2 separate regions of the Mus musculus genome follow, and region 2 is linked to region 1. A link is a loop called in an ENCODE intact Hi-C map of the cell type or tissue named here. Cell type or tissue: heart. All regions are shown on one strand.

Region 1 (8,000 bases):
TTACAGTGAAGGCTCTTCTCTCATTAATGAGGGAGATGCAGCTCTGACCTTAGTTATATTACCACTATTTATATTTAACCTTAAGTTAAGAGGAGTTCTACCATAATCTAGCGAATTAGTTTACCTGCATGAGATGCAGAAACACACAGGATCTAACACACCATGATTTACTTACTCACTTGTCTCCTAGGAGACCAATTTTGTTTGACACTCCATTGCTACAGTACAACTACAGAATGCTCCCAGGCCCTGCTGAACCACATCCATTCATGAATCCAACCACGCTCTTTTCAGGAATTTATCAAAGTACAGATTCTTCCAGTTCCAAAAGCCATAACCTATATTAAAAACTAAAACTGTCTTTCAAGGAAACATAGGTATATTTGTTAGTAAAGGGGGCAATGAGATATACTAAAGAAAATATATGAAAATCAGAGTGATTTTACCATTTAATTTCCAAAAGTCAACTATGAGAAAGCAAGAAAGAAGTATATGCAAACTTTACTCTTAAAAACTAAAATTGGTTTTAACAGTTTATTATGATTATTTTTAAAATGTGAATCCACTAAACCATGTAGAAATAAGTCTGCACAAACAAAACATACTTTAAACATGAAAAAGTCGAGTGTGTGAGCACATCTTCATCACGCTATGGCAGCCAGGTAATCCCTCACTTCAGTTGGAGTGAGCCTCCTAAAGCCAGCCTCATTGCAGATCCCAACTTCTATGTTATCTTCTGTCATCTGCCCTTCAAAGCTTTCCTAATTTAGAAAGGAAGGAAAATGGTCACTTTCACAAGCAGTTCATTAGAAAAACCATTTGAAATCTCGTTGGTGGATATTGAGCTACCTTTAGGGTTAAGATGGCTGTATGAATGGCATCCTCCAGTTCTAGGTCTTCATTATATCTAAAGAAAAAGATTGAAAAATAGTGTAGCACTGTTTAGATTCTTCATGGTTATTTTAAATAAAAGGGCAGAAAAAAAAACATGAAATCTTTTTAAAAAATCTAACCCTTCTAAAAAACTCTAATTTGTAAAAGTATCCCCTAACCACCTCAATGAGACTGCTGTCCCCAAATAATGTGACACTTGCTACTGAACTTCTAACACCATGAAAAACTTCATTATAAAAATGCACTTTATGTTTTAGCAATACTACAATAAAAGCCAAACTGTTGCTAAAATCGTGATACTGTAAGTTATAACTCATCATGCTGAAGACTCAAAGAGGTGAAAGTTAATGTGCTTCATCAAGATTGAGGTTACAAACTGATTAAAAGTCTAAGATCTTTAATAACCTTAACATGAATATTAAACGAGAATCATACAGAGAAGCCTCATGTGTTACACCCCTGGTATAAAACACTCTGTCCAAAATATCAGAGACGTCTGGAGTACAGTGAACACACTGAATTCAGAATATCACAAATAAATCAGAGTGGCTTATGGTCCACACTGACAGCAAATGTTACACAGTGCTTCATTCTTACTTTAGCAAATACACACATGTGATCTGCTCAATACCAACTCTTGGTCTCACAATTTTTGTTTTGTTTGAGACAGGTTCTAATTTTGTAGCACAGCCCAAACCAGAGCCCACTCTGTAGCCCAGGCTGGACTTAACTTATAGCAATCCTCCTGCCTTATCATTACAATTGCTGGAATTGCAAGCATGAGCAAGCAGAAGCAGGTAGAACTTTGTGAGTTAGACACCAGCGTGGTCAGCATGGTGAGTTTAAGAGCCAGGTACATGGACAAATTCTGTCAACTATTCCCACAACCCAAATAAATATTTTTTAAAAAGAAATGAAACAAGGTAGAACAATATCCTTAAGAGATAAATAATATTACCACTAACTTCACTGAATACTAAGAAAACAAGATTATTAGGATGTTTTCTCTTTTATCTCTAGCAAAACCCAAATACATAGTGATACAATGAACTTGCTAGATCCGGGAGATTAATCATTCAAAGAGGGGCTGGAGAAATGGCTCAGTAGAGCACTGACTGCTCTTCCAAAGGTCCCGAGTTCAAATCCCAGCAACCACATGGTGGCTCACAATCATCCCTAATGAGATCTGATGCCCTCTTCTCATGCATCTGAAGACTACAGTACTACAGTGTACTTAGATATAATAAACAAATCTTTAAAAAAAAATTTTTTTTAATTCATTCAAAGCCGGGCGTGGTGGCGCATGCCTTTAATCCCAGCACTTGGGAGGCAGAGGCAGGCGGATTTCTGAGTTTGAGGCCAGCCTGGTTTACAGAGTTAGTTCAACAAAGTTTAGCAACAGTGAAAGGTTTCTAAATATTTAACAATTAAAATTTAGCTCAAAATCAATGTGTAAAGAATCCAAGGTGTTGCCAGCAGTGGTGCCAAGAGTTCTGGCCCTCATATGATCCGTCTGCCCTGAGGTCTGACCCTGGGAAGCCTACCTTTTCTCAAGGAAAGTTTTCCCGTTCACATAGTTCTTTCCCATTGCTGTGGCCTTCCAGGCAAAGTAAGCTCCCTAATCAGGAGAGACAAAGACATTTTAAAACATTCACACAACTCTATGACTTTGGTATCTGTGTTTAACTCTAGTTGGTCTCTAACTTCTAAGGTCATGATTATTTATTGAAACTGAATGGCAATTTCATAGAATAAGTTTTGTTTAAAGGCTATAGAACAAAAAACAAGAATCATGAATAAACTTAGGTTAATGACTGTGGTAATGGTTTAGTTTGGTATTTACACATATATACACACACATACATATACACATATCAAAACTCATCAAACAGATAACAATGAATTAGTGCAATTATTATATACTTTTAAAGCAAGATAAACGGAAGTAGGAATTAAAGTAAAATATCAAAAACGATAGCTTAATGGAGTGAATGCATCTAAACTGTATCACATTATAAACCTAGGGACCCTTATCATCTTTACTGAATAGAGATGGACTTTTATTAAAAGTATCAAAACCTTTGAATATTTTAATGGGGCCATGAAAAGTTTGGCAACAGTGAAAGGTTCCTAAATATTTAACAACTAAAATTTAGCTCAAAATCAAGGTGTTGCCAGGCAGTGGTGGCGCACGCCTTTAATCCCAGCACTCGGGAAGCAGAGGCAGGCGGATTTCTGAGTTTGAGGCCAGCCTGGTCTACAGAGTGAGTTCCAGGACAGCCAGGGCTACACAGAGAAACCCTGTCTCAAAAAACAAAAACAAAAACAAAAAAAAAAACCAAAAATAGGAATCCAAGGTGTTTTAAGGCAGCCCTCTCCCACACTATGTCCCCAGAGCCTTGCCTCAGAATGTGCACATGCACTCTACTGTTTACGCCAACATGCTACACAGCACCAGCCAACATTGACTGGAGACTACTATAGGTCAGGGATTGGTTGTCCTATCATCATTCCTCAGCACAGATGCCACTGTTAGAATTTTCTGTTTTTAACTTTAAAGTTATTATTGGGTTGTTGACTTGAGTTTCATAAAAAGATTTATTAAATGGATTTTGGATTGGGGTTAGAATTTGCAATCATTTTTTAAATGACCCTAGGCATTTTCCTAACATTTCTGCAGCAAGTATTTATGTAAAGTGGTATCCTTAGCACTGACAAATATAAAATCAAAGTATCAACTCGGAAAAAATGTTGAAGCTCCAAGTCCCTGCAGATTCGAATATTCTCTAAAGACTTAATTCTTTCTGTAAAAATAAACAAGCTCATCCATCTCATTACTATGCAAACTTGCTTCTGCTTTAAATAAAAAGCTAAATATATATGTGTATATATATATATATATACATATATATATATATACATACACACACACATACATATATATACACATATATACATATATATATATATATCAAAGAACTGTTCTCAGCGAGGTCTGTGACTCACTGCCAGTGCATTGTGTATTTATTTTATTTTTTATATTTTACTTGTGTATTTACTTGCGTATTTTATATTTACCATGGTTACAATTACTTTCCCAGGTGAAAAGGGGGGCAAGTAGAATGTTTGAGAAGCCCTATGTGTAACAGCCACATCTGGGAAAAGCAAACATGAATGTAAAAATGAGAGGAAAGCTTATCGGGGGTATATCTTGTTAGAGTATAGTATACAGTACAGAAAAGGACAGCAAAGTGTGAACACAGTCCCAAGGGACTGCCCTCAGCTGGCCAGGAAGGCCAGACCACAGACCAGACATTTAGCTTCAGAAGCTCACAGATGGACTCAAAATTCGGTTACTTTTGTTTTGCCATTTTAATTTGTAAGATATTTATAAGGCTTGCATCAGGAGGACTTGTACTTATCTAATAAACAAAACTTCACTGCTTAACCTTGAACTTTTTCTTGGGCTTCTCCTCACAGCAAATGCAACAATAAACCTGGGTAGAATAAACCCAGATCCAGATATCACTTTCTGCTTTGGAAAAAACAGCTCAGGGCTGGAGAGATGGCTCTGTGGTTAAGAGCACTTGACTGCTCTTCCAGAGGTCCTGAGTTCAATTCCCAGCATCCACATGGTGGCTCACAACCATCTGTAATGGGATCCCATGCACTCTTTTGGTGTGTCTGAGACAGCTACAGTGTACTCATATAAATAAAATAAAGACATAAATAGTATTTTTTTAAAAAAGAAAAGACAGAGCGATCAAGACGCCTTGTAAATCCCAGCTGTCATCAAATTGATGACAAACATTATAACACTGGCCTCCTGTTATACATCCGACTCAAGTGTTTGCCAAGGGAACAGAGTCACAAAGTAACAGAGTTCAAGAGGCCTAATGAAATTTGATAACTACAAAAACTAGTACATGTGCATTCTAGTACATGCTAAAGAACATGACCAAAAAATGGTGAAATCTAGTGTATCATATAGCTTATCAAAGACAGCACTATAAAAATGATGAATGAGCAAACAAATATGTACTACCTTATACTGTCTTTAAAAAGAAAAAAGAAAGAAAAAGAAAAAGAAAGAAAAAAAAAGCAGCTTGAGAAATGGCTGAGGGAGAGAGAGGAGCCCATCCTGCTCTCAGAGCGGACTTGAGTGCCGGCCCCGGACCTTAACTCCAGCCTTAGTGGGATCTGACTCCTCAAGTACCTGCAGTCAGTCGCATGCATACACCCGCAGACACACAAGAATACACATTAATTCAAGGTAAAACCAAACCTTTAAAAACAAGAGAAAAAGAAGGAAAATACTGCTAAATATTAAAGTTTTATGGTTTCTACTTTTATTACATGTATAAAAAACAATTCTAATAAATATTTCAAATATATGTAATGATACTTACAGATGGATCTGACTGAAATAAATATGGTCGTCCCTCATTCCACCCACAAATGAGTAAAGAAACACCAAATGGACGAACACCACTATAGGAAAAAAACAAAAATGATTTGGAATAATATAAGAATTTAAATATATTCACAAGAAAAGTAATTACCAAATAAACTGAGTTAGACTTAACTTCTAAATGAACCAATATGAAATGAATTGTCCTTATTACTGTTAATAACAGTAGTAAATCCAAATCAAGTGGTTTAGTTCCTAAAAGTTCACCAGAAATTATTTCTCAGTGCTACATAATTACAAAATTACACCTTCAAGAAATGATGCATGGTGGAAGACACTAGGTCACCGATTCCATCCTAGATAAGGGTTAATGTTTTTTCTCAGAGTAGGTTTGATCTTGTAGAAGTGAATTAGTTTCTATGGAGTGGGCCTCTTACTGTGGGCCTCTGGCCATGTAATAACTATGAACCATGTCCTTGGACCTGCAGTCTTCTGAACTAAATAAACCTGGCTCAGGTATTTTGTTAGCTCAACACAAAGTGGCTAAGCACACACTTTGGGATTATATATGGTATTCCTATCTAAGCATGGGGAAGCCGGTACTAACATTTCATAAATGCCTCCTTCCTACTAGGCTTATGTATCAGCAGTCACCTTTACACTATTTCAGTCACGGTATGATTTAAGAATATTGGGTGGCTGGAGAAATGCTTAGAGGTTAAAAGTCCCGGCTGCTCTCCTGAGGTACTGAGTTCAATTCCCAGCACCCACATGATAGCTCACAACCATCTCTAACTGCAGTCCTCATATGATCATCATGGAATTAATGCCCTCTTCTGGTATATAGACACACATGAAGACAAAATACCCATATACATAAAATACATACATAAATAAATCTTAAACAACAAAAGAATATTGGAATTAAAATGTTATTGCTGTCTTCATGCTTCACCATCACTTCAGATTAAAAAGCTAATTTAATTTAGTGTCAGCACTAAAGCTGACAAAGAACACAGGCAAAGGACTTTGTTAAAATCAAGATGCTGATGTCTGTTGTTGGGTAAGAACAGTTTCCCCTTTTTCCTCCATTTTGAGACAGTATCTAACTATGCAACCTAAATTTGCCCTGAATTTGCCATCTACCTTCCTCAGTGTTCCGAATACTAGGTTTACAGGTATATCACCATATTGCCACATTTTACCTTAAGAAATTATTTCAAGTCAAATCCAGAAACAATTGTTATCAGTGATTTTCTTCATTTGTTCAGCTTTAAATACAGAAAGAATAAGACGACTTCTATGTACCTGATTTCTTTCACACAATTTTTTCTTCCTCAAATTCATAATGCATTTCTTCAAGTACTAACAGTGACTCACCCTGACTGCGTGTACTCCTGCATCACAGAGGCTACTCTCTGTACCAGCTGGGCTGTGGGAATGGGTTCTTGGTAAACAAGGTAGTATTGCTGAGCAAGTTTCCGAGCTCTGTGTACAAGTACTCTAAGGCAACAGAAAAAAAACAATTAAAATTTTGACACACTACTAACTCCCCCACAACTTTCCTCTAAAAGAACATATGATACAAACATAGCACTTGTCTCTCTTTAGCAGTCATCAGCTCAGAGTTAGCCTCACTTTAGAAAAGATTCATTAGAGAATCACAGTAGGAAACGACAGAAAGAGAAGCAGGGACTAGAGTTAGTAAGAGATTTAAGGGACCTGGAGAGACAGGTTAACCATTAAGTGCACAGAGGACCCAGATTCAACACCTAGCACCCACACGGTGGTTCACAACTATCTTGACTCTATTTTCAGTGAATGCAATACCTCTTCTGGCCACTGGGGGCACTGCATGCATATGATGCAGATAGGCATGCAGGTGAAACACTGTATTAAGGTAACCGATTTATTGAACAAAGTGAGAGCTTTGTGTCTCCCTCTGTGACATCTTCCAGACTGCCCCCTGTCTTGAGGGCAGGCAGTCTATTTATACCACACTACAGCCATCCCAAACAGAGATGCATATGAATATACACATATAAGTCTGGGCATTTTTGTCACATTCTCTGTCTTTCCTGTAATCTACCTTTTTTTTGTCTACAATTCAGAATAGATTTCAAAGCTTTTTAAAAAAAAATTAAGAAACTACTGTTTAAACAAGGCATGAAATCCTTCAATTGTGATGGTTAATCCTGGTTGTCAACATAACTATAACTGGAATTAACAGAGATACAAGCATCTGTAAGGAACTTTTAAAAATCAGATTATTTGAAGCAGGAAGATCCACACTAAATCTGGGCTATACTTTCTGATGGCAACCCAGATAAAAAGGTCATAGAAGGAAGGAAACTCCTTTAGGCTCCTTGCCTTACTCTAGCTGGACAGTGTCTATGCTGTTGCTGCCGTCTATATTAACAAACCTTTATCAGGACTCCAATACAGGCTGAAGACAACAGCAGCCTCCTGCAGGAATCCCTCAGGACTCCAGGATTAGACTGGGTCTGCTGAGACATGTAGCCTTCTGTACTGAACGACTTCTGTATTCTCAGCCTTTCTGCCAGCAGACAGCCAATGTTGGACTGCCCAGGCTACCTGTAAACTAGTCTAATACGACAAAGACACACACACACAAATCACCTGACTAATCTAACTATATAGCAATCAAATATAGGAAAAGGATTTAGCCCACCTG
Region 2 (8,000 bases), 730 kb after region 1:
CATGCAAGACCCTCCACACTATCACAGGGACAAATCTGGTTATGGGACATCAGAGACTCTCCAGGAGACAAGTTTCCGTGAAACTTTTTGCCTCAGGACTGCAGCCAAGCTTTTGGACTTGCCGCACAGACTTCATTGGAGTGGGTGTGGTAGACTAGGAGGTTTGGTTGATGTATCAAAATACATAGTATTCATGTCTAAAGTTACTAAGACTACATTAAATAAATGACTCCAAATAACAGAAAATTCTGTTTAAATTACAAACATCACTGTATTTATTCTAAATAAAAGAAGCACTTATTTGACACATATCCATCCAACAAATTATTGTGTAATTCCCTTTACATTTGAATCCACAAGGCAGAGAATATTTTAAATGAAATAGAAAGGGGTTGGAATTCAAATTCTTTATCATCAACATCAAGTGAGTTTAAGTAGAATTTTTAAATGAATTCTTTCTGTGGTACTATAGACCGAACCCAGGGACTTGTGTATGACAAAGAGCTATCTAACCATAGAACTACATCTTCATCCCTGAAGTATTCATATAATAATTTAAAATTAATAATATAGTACAATTTTATAGTAAAGCATGGAACTTATAAACAACAGAAGTCCATTATCATATCTACAGCACAATTATTATCTTTCTCACAAATTTTCAAGTAATCTCAAAGATCACATGATTCCCTATTGAAAACCAGAATTCTGAAAGATGAATTCTTTTAGCACTGATAGTCAAAACTAAGATGATTATCAATAGACGTGGATGGTTTCTTTTTCCAGAAATCTACAACAGAAGTTGCTGTGAAACACAGAAGAAACACAGATTATCATACACACAATACATTGAAAATGAAATTTGAGGTGGAGTTAATTTCGGCACATGACAGATGACTGTAGTCACCTGTAAGGATTGATTCACTTTGTTTATTTCTTCCATTGCTTGTCACCTGTGTTGCTCTTCAGTGGCTTTCCTACCTCACTATGCTCTATCATGTTCTGGTCCATATGGGTTTTGAGGCTGAGTATATGCTCTTCACGCCGACATTTCACACTTTTCCTGGGCTGCTGCCATCTCTGCTGACTTCTGCTGCAGGGCATTATTTTCATCTTCCAGGCATTGCCAGTGGAATAGTTCTTGTTGTAGTTTTGTTTCGATACTTTCAAGCTGAGTGGAAACAATTAATATTGTCTACTCATGCAGCAGGCAGAAAAAAGTTAGCACAACACCAATAGCAAATTCAGCATGAAGTCAGTTGAATTCATCATGAATTTTGGCATGGATTCAGCAATTTCAGCATGAACCAAGACTTTACACCTGGTTTTCCAATTCACACCTTTATCCATTACATTGATGAATTATTGATAACCTTAAATCTAAAAAAAAAAAAAAATCCAACCAAATCAAACAAAAGAACACACACATACAACACAGAGAGGGGGCAGAGGGAGAGCGGAAGGGGAGGAGGAGAGAGAGAGAGAGAGAGAGAGAGAGAGAGAGAGAGAGAGAGAGAGAGAGACCGATAAACTGTTTTCCCAATCAGATCAGAAAAACTCCCTAAGCATTATCAGGTACATAAGTGAGGTTCTTGTGTATCTTTTACCTAATTTAATATTGGAATGTCTGTCAAATCATTGTGTCTGTTACAACAGGCATTTCTACCTTACAGATAATAAAAGGCAATTGAACTGGAAGACTCATGTGAAATGAACAGAATAAATTGAAAAATGAGAAAAGTAGAGGAGTATATATATATATATCCCATCCAAGAAATGAAGAAAATTATATATCCCTTCCAATAAATGAAGAAAATAAAAGCTTTTATTTTAATTTGAGAGTTTGATTCATTTTCTCTTTTCCAAGATTCCTAATATTTACTTCTCCTTGCTTCGTTCTGTGGCGAAGCCCATCTCATATTCTAGACTGAAATTTTTTCCCATAATATACAAACTACTTTTGAAGGACTGCGCCTCGTCTTCCTGAAGGTTGAGAACAAAAAGATGCACCTGGACTTTCCCCGGAGCCCTCTGCGTTTTTAAGGCGTCGGGTGGAGTTTGAGTTTGTAAGCCGCGTTCCTTACTGAATATAGAAGTCACTTCTACCTTCCTCCCCTGGAAAACTTGTTACCTTCCATTAAGTGTTTCCTACAGAAGGCATCTGTGGTGGTTCTTTAAGCTACAAAAAATTGCCCAAGCTTGTGTGACATCAGCCCTGTCAAGTGTCCATGATGCTGGGCCCTGAGGGAGGTGAAGGCTATGTAGTCAAACTCCGTGTCCTACCCTGGTCCTGCTCAATTGAGGACGTACAAAACTTCCTCTCCGACTGCACAATTCATGATGGGGTCGCAGGTGTTCATTTCATTTATACTAGAGAAGGCAGGCAGAGTGGTGAGGCTTTTGTTGAACTTGAGTCAGAAGATGATGTAAAATTGGCTCTGAAAAAAGACAGGGAAAGCATGGGACACCGGTATATTGAGGTGTTCAAGTCACACAGAACCGAGATGGATTGGGTGTTGAAGCACAGTGGTCCAAACAGCGCCGACAGTGCCAATGATGGCTTTGTGAGGCTTCGGGGACTCCCATTTGGATGCACAAAGGAAGAAATCGTTCAGTTCTTCTCAGGGTTGGAAATTGTGCCAAATGGGATCACACTACCTGTGGACCCGGAAGGCAAGATTACAGGGGAGGCCTTCATTCAGTTTGCCTTACAAGAGTTAGCTGAGAAAGCTTTAGGGAAGCACAAGGAGAGAATAGGGCACAGGTATATTGAAGTGTTTAAGAGCAGTCAGGAGGAAGTTAGATCATACTCAGATCCACCTCTGAAGTTTATGTCTGTGCAAAGGCCTGGGCCTTATGACAGGCCTGGCACAGCCCGGAGGTACATTGGCATTGTGAAACAGGCAGGTCTGGATAGGATGAGGTCTGGTGCCTATAGTTCAGGCTATGGGGGCTATGAAGAATACAGTGGCCTCAGTGATGGCTATGGCTTCACCACTGACCTGTTTGGGAGAGACCTCAGCTATTGTCTCTCAGGAATGTATGACCACAGATATGGAGACAGCGAGTTCACAGTGCAGAGCACCACCGGCCACTGCGTCCACATGAGAGGGCTGCCCTACAAAGCAACGGAGAACGACATTTACAACTTCTTCTCTCCACTCAACCCTGTGAGAGTTCATATTGAGATTGGTCCTGATGGAAGAGTGACGGGAGAAGCTGATGTTGAGTTTGCTACTCATGAAGAAGCAGTGGCAGCTATGTCCAAGGACAAGACCAACATGTAACACAGATACGTAGGACTCCTCCTGAACAACAGGGGCCAGCAGTGGGGCTTATAGCAGCCTGGTGATGCAGGGCATGGGTGTGTCAGCTGCCCAGGCAACTTACAGTGGCCTGGAGAGCCAGTCAGTGAGTGGCTGTTACAGGGCCGGCTACAGCGGTCAGAACAGCATGGGTGGATATGATTAGTACTGTAGGAACATTTGAGTTATTTCAATCAGAAAATTTCACAGGCAGCCAATAAGCAGTCAAGAGCAGTTTATAACTCTAGAGGAAGCTGGGGGACCCACTTTGCACCATGAGTTTGTGAAATCTGGATTAAAAAATTACCTCTTCAGTGTTTCTCATGCAAACTTTTCTTCTAGCATGTAATATTGAGTAAACTAAAACTATTTTCTTCCGCTTTTCTCAATTAACATTTTTGGTAGTATACTTAAGAGTGATGTTATCTGAGTTAAGTAGTTTAAGTATGTTGAGTGGATCTTTAAGCACACCACAGTGAACACACTGGGGATATGTACTTTTCTGGAGAACCCAAAGGTGCTAGATCCCTGATGCAAAAGAGAAGCATTTCTCATGTTCATTCTAGTTTATATTTTCATTTAAAATCTTTAGGTTAAGTTTAAGCTTTTTAAAAGTTAGTTTTGAGAATTGAGAAACAATACTAATACTGTAGGAATTGGTGAGGCCTTGACTTAAAGCTTTCTTTGTACTGTGATTTCCTTTTGGGTGTATTTTGCTAAGTGAAACTTGTTAAATTTTTTGTTAACTAAATTTTTTTCTTAAAATAAAGACTTTTTCACAATGAAAAAAAAAACAAACAAACTACTTTTGAAATTCCAACTATTATTTGAAAAATTGCTTATCTTTGATAACTTGATAAATTTAGAGGTATAGTGATGTTTTTATATGAGTTTAAAAATTATTTCATGAATCATTGTAAGGAACTCATGGACCCAGGCAGCAATGATGCTCGCAGCTCCCTGGCTTCCTAGCCACCAGCAGGGCAGCACTTGCTGCCCACTGCCCCAGACCACGCTGCGGTCCCAGGTAACCATGGGAACCAACCTTAGCGTGTGTGTGTGTGTGTGTGTGTGTGTGTGTGTGTGTGTGTGTGTGTGTGTGTGTCTATGTATACAAATAAGCTGCTAGAACCTATTCCCCAAGTTCAAGGATTTCCTTTCCGCCTGTCACTAACCCCAATTCACGACAGTTTTGTGACAGTTGGCATAAGTCGGCAGCCGGAAACCAGCTGGAGTTTAGCAGCCACTTAGCACCATCTAGTGGCTGTAATTTAAATTGCAGGCCATTTACTGGGGAGTAGAATTCAGATATGCTAGCAGGTGTTTAGCAGCTGCTTAGCACCACCTAGCGGCCACGATTTAAATTACGGGCCATTTACCAGGTGTTAGAATTCAGCTATGCTCCTAATCTGAGACGCTCTGGTCTTGAAGTTGAAATGACCCCTCGAAGCCAACTCTGATCCGAAAGGTGAAGAGGAAGAGCGGGTAGAGGACAGAGTAGACAGAGAAGCCAGGGGGGAGTCTAACCCTTACTCAGGAGGCACTGGCCTTCCTTAAAGTCAAACATCTATGATGCTTCGAAGCAACTCTGATCCGAAAGGTGATGAAGAAGAGTGGGTTATAGACGCAGATAAGTACCAAGCCTAATGAGAGAGTGGCTGGCAAAAAGACTAGTGAGACAGGCTGATAAATTATTTAATTATTTTAAAACCCACCAAGAAGTAATATCACCTGGTACTTTAAAAAGAAAATATGGGGAGGCGGCCTCAGCCTCAGCAGCAGCGGTCACCATCCTGGTTACGGGACTCCGTGGAACTTAGGAAATTAGTCTGAACAGGTGAGAGGGTGCGCCAGAGAACCGGACAGCTTCTGGGACAGGCGGAAGCACAGAGCCACAGAGCCGCTGAGGCATCACCCTTGGCGGGCCACCTTCCGGACCAGAGGACAGGTGTCCGCCTGGCTTGGGAGGCGGCCTCAGCCTCAGGAGCAGCAGTCGCCATCTTGGTTCCGGACCTCCCTGGACCTTAGGAATTTAGTCTGCACAGGTGAGAGTCTGCACCACGGAAGCTGACAGCTTCTGGGAACTGCCAAAGCAACACAGCTTCTGAGAAAGGCCCTGTTTTGGGCCTTCTTCTTCGGCCAGGAGGAGGTCCAAAAACAAGATATCTGCGCACCTTCCCTGTAAGAGAGCTTGCCAGCAGAGAGTGCTCTGAGCACTGAAACTCAGAGGAGAGAATCTGTCTCCCAGGTCTGCTGATAGACGGTAACAGAATCACCAGAAGAACAATCTCTAAACAGAGTCAACTATAACTACTAACTCCAGAGATTACCAGATGGCGAAAGGTAAACGTAGGAATCTTACTAACAGGAACCAAGACCACTCACCATCATCAGAACCCAGCACTCCCACTTCGTCCAGTCCAGGACACCCCAACATACCCGAAAACCTAGACCTAGATTTAAAAGCATATCTCATGATGATGGTAGAGGACATCAAGAAGGACTTTAATAATAATCACTTAAAGAAATACAGGAGAACACTGCTAAAGAGTTACAAGTCCTTAAAGAAAAACAGAAAAACACAATCAAACAGGTAGAAGTCCTTACAGAAAAATAGGAAAAAACATACAAACAGGTGATGGAAATGAACAAAACCATACTAGACCTAAAAAGGGAAGTAGACACAATAAAGAAAACTCAAAGTGAGGCAACACTGGAGATAGAAACCCTAGGAAAGAAATCTGGAACCATAGATTTGAGCATCAGCAACAGAATACAAGAGATGGAAGAGAGAATCTCAGGTGCAGAAGAGTCCATAGAGAACATCGGCACAACAATCAAAGAAAATGGAAAATGCAAAAAGATCCTAACTCAAAATATCCAGGAAATCCAGGACACAATGAGAAGACCAAACCTACGGATAATAGGAGTGGATGAGAATGAAGATTTTCAACTCAAAGGACCAGCAAACATCTTCAACAAAATTATTGAAGAAAACTTCCCAAATCTAAAGAAAGAGATGCCTATGAACATACAAAAAGCCTACAGAACTCCAAATAGACTGGACCAGAAAAGAAATTCCTCCCGACACATAATAATCAGAACAACAAATGCACTAAATAAAGATAGAATACTAAAATCAGTAAGGGAAAAAGGTCAAGTAACATATAAAGGCAAGCCTATCAGAATTACACCAGATTTTTCACCAGAGACTATGAAAGCCAGAAGAGCCTGGGCAGATGTTATACAGACACTAAGAGAACACAAATTCCAGGCTACTATACCCAGCCAAACTCTCAATTACCATAGATGGAGAAACCAAAGTATTCCACGACAAAACCAAATTCACACATTATCTCTCCACGAATCCAGCCCTTCAAAGGATAATAACAGAAAAAAAACAATACAAGAACGGGAACAACGCCCTAGAAAAAACAGGAAGGTAATCCCTCAACAAACCTAAAAGAAGACAGCCACAAGAACAGAATGCCAACTTTAACAACAAAAATAACAGGAAGCAACAATTACTTTTCCTTAATATCTCTTAACATCAATGGTCTCAACTCCCCAATAAAAAGACATAGACTAACAAACTGGCACACAAACAGGACCCAACATTTTGCTGCTTACAGGAAACACATCTCAGAGAAAAAGATAGACACTACCTCAGAATGAAAGGCTGGAAAACAATTTTCCAAGCAAATGGTATGAAGAAACAAGCTGGAGTAGCCATCCTAATATCTGATAAGGTTGACTTCCAACCCAAAGTCATCAAAAAAGACAAGGAGGCACACTTCGTTCTCATCAAAGGTAAAATCCTCCAAGAGGAACTCTCAATTCTGAATATCTATGCTCCAAATATAAGGGCAGCCACATTCATTAAAGAAACTTTAGTAAAGCTCAAAGCACACATTGCACCTCACACAATAATAGTGGGAGACTTCAACACACCACTTTCACCAATGGACAGATGATGGAAACAGAAACTAAACAGGGACACACTGAAACTAACAGAAGTGATGAAACAAATGGAGCTGACAGATATCTACAGAACATTTTATCCTAAAACAAAAGGATATACCTTCTTCTCAGCACCTCATGATACCTTCTCCAAAATTGACCATATAATAGGTCACAAAACAGGCCTCAAAAGATTCAAAAATATTGAAATTGTCCCATGTATCCTATCAGATCACCATGCACTAAGGCTGATCTTCAATAACAAAATAAATAATAGAAAGCCAACACTCACGTGGAAACTGAACAACACTCTTCTCAATGATACCTTGGTCAAGGAAGGAATAAAGAAAGAAATTAAAGACTTTTTAGAGTTTAATGAAAATGAAGCCAAAACGTACCCAAACCTTTGGGACACAATGAAAGCATTTCTAAGAGGGAAACTCATAGCTCTGAGTGCCTCCAAGAAGAAACGGGAGAGAGCACATACTAGCAGCTTGACAACACGTCTAAAAGTTCTAGAAAAAAAGGAAGCAAATTCACCCAAGAGGAGTAGACGGCAGGAAATAATCAAACTCAGGGGTGAAATCAACCAAGTGGAAACAAGAAGAACTACTCAAAGAATTAACCAAACGAGGAGTTGGTTCTTTGAGAAAATCAACAAGATAGATAAACCCTTAGCTAGACTCACTAGAGGGCACAGGGACAAAATCCTAATTAACAAAATCAGAAATGAAA

Evidence for each region. A loop is a pair of places that touch in the nucleus more often than their neighbours do. Peaks named below come from ENCODE experiments on the same cell type or tissue, not always from the same donor. Only the 100,000 strongest peaks of a DNase experiment are listed, where the experiment ranks them.
Region 2: it touches region 1 in a loop (8-fold over the local background); 4 of 42 quality-filtered maps call a loop at or near these places.

Annotation. Positions count from the first base shown.
Region 1 is chr13:14,618,110-14,626,109 of GRCm38, reverse strand. It overlaps Psma2 (proteasome subunit alpha 2), which reads right to left. Exons shown (of 8, transcript NM_008944.2): 4 at 6,686-6,808; 5 at 5,304-5,385; 6 at 2,439-2,512; 7 at 850-907; 8 at 437-761. The coding sequence ends at 645. Among named protein-coding and RNA genes, the nearest start is that of AW209491, 8.1 kb to the left of the region's middle. In heart, a CTCF peak has its summit at 7,145; no DNase peak of the experiment used is centred here.
Region 2 is chr13:13,886,228-13,894,227 of GRCm38, reverse strand. It overlaps the pseudogene Gm7446. Among named protein-coding and RNA genes, the nearest start is that of B3galnt2, 64 kb to the left of the region's middle. In heart, a CTCF peak has its summit at 4,614 (motif pointing left); a DNase peak (open chromatin) is centred at 4,557; H3K4me3 peaks cover 637 bases; H3K27ac peaks cover 357 bases.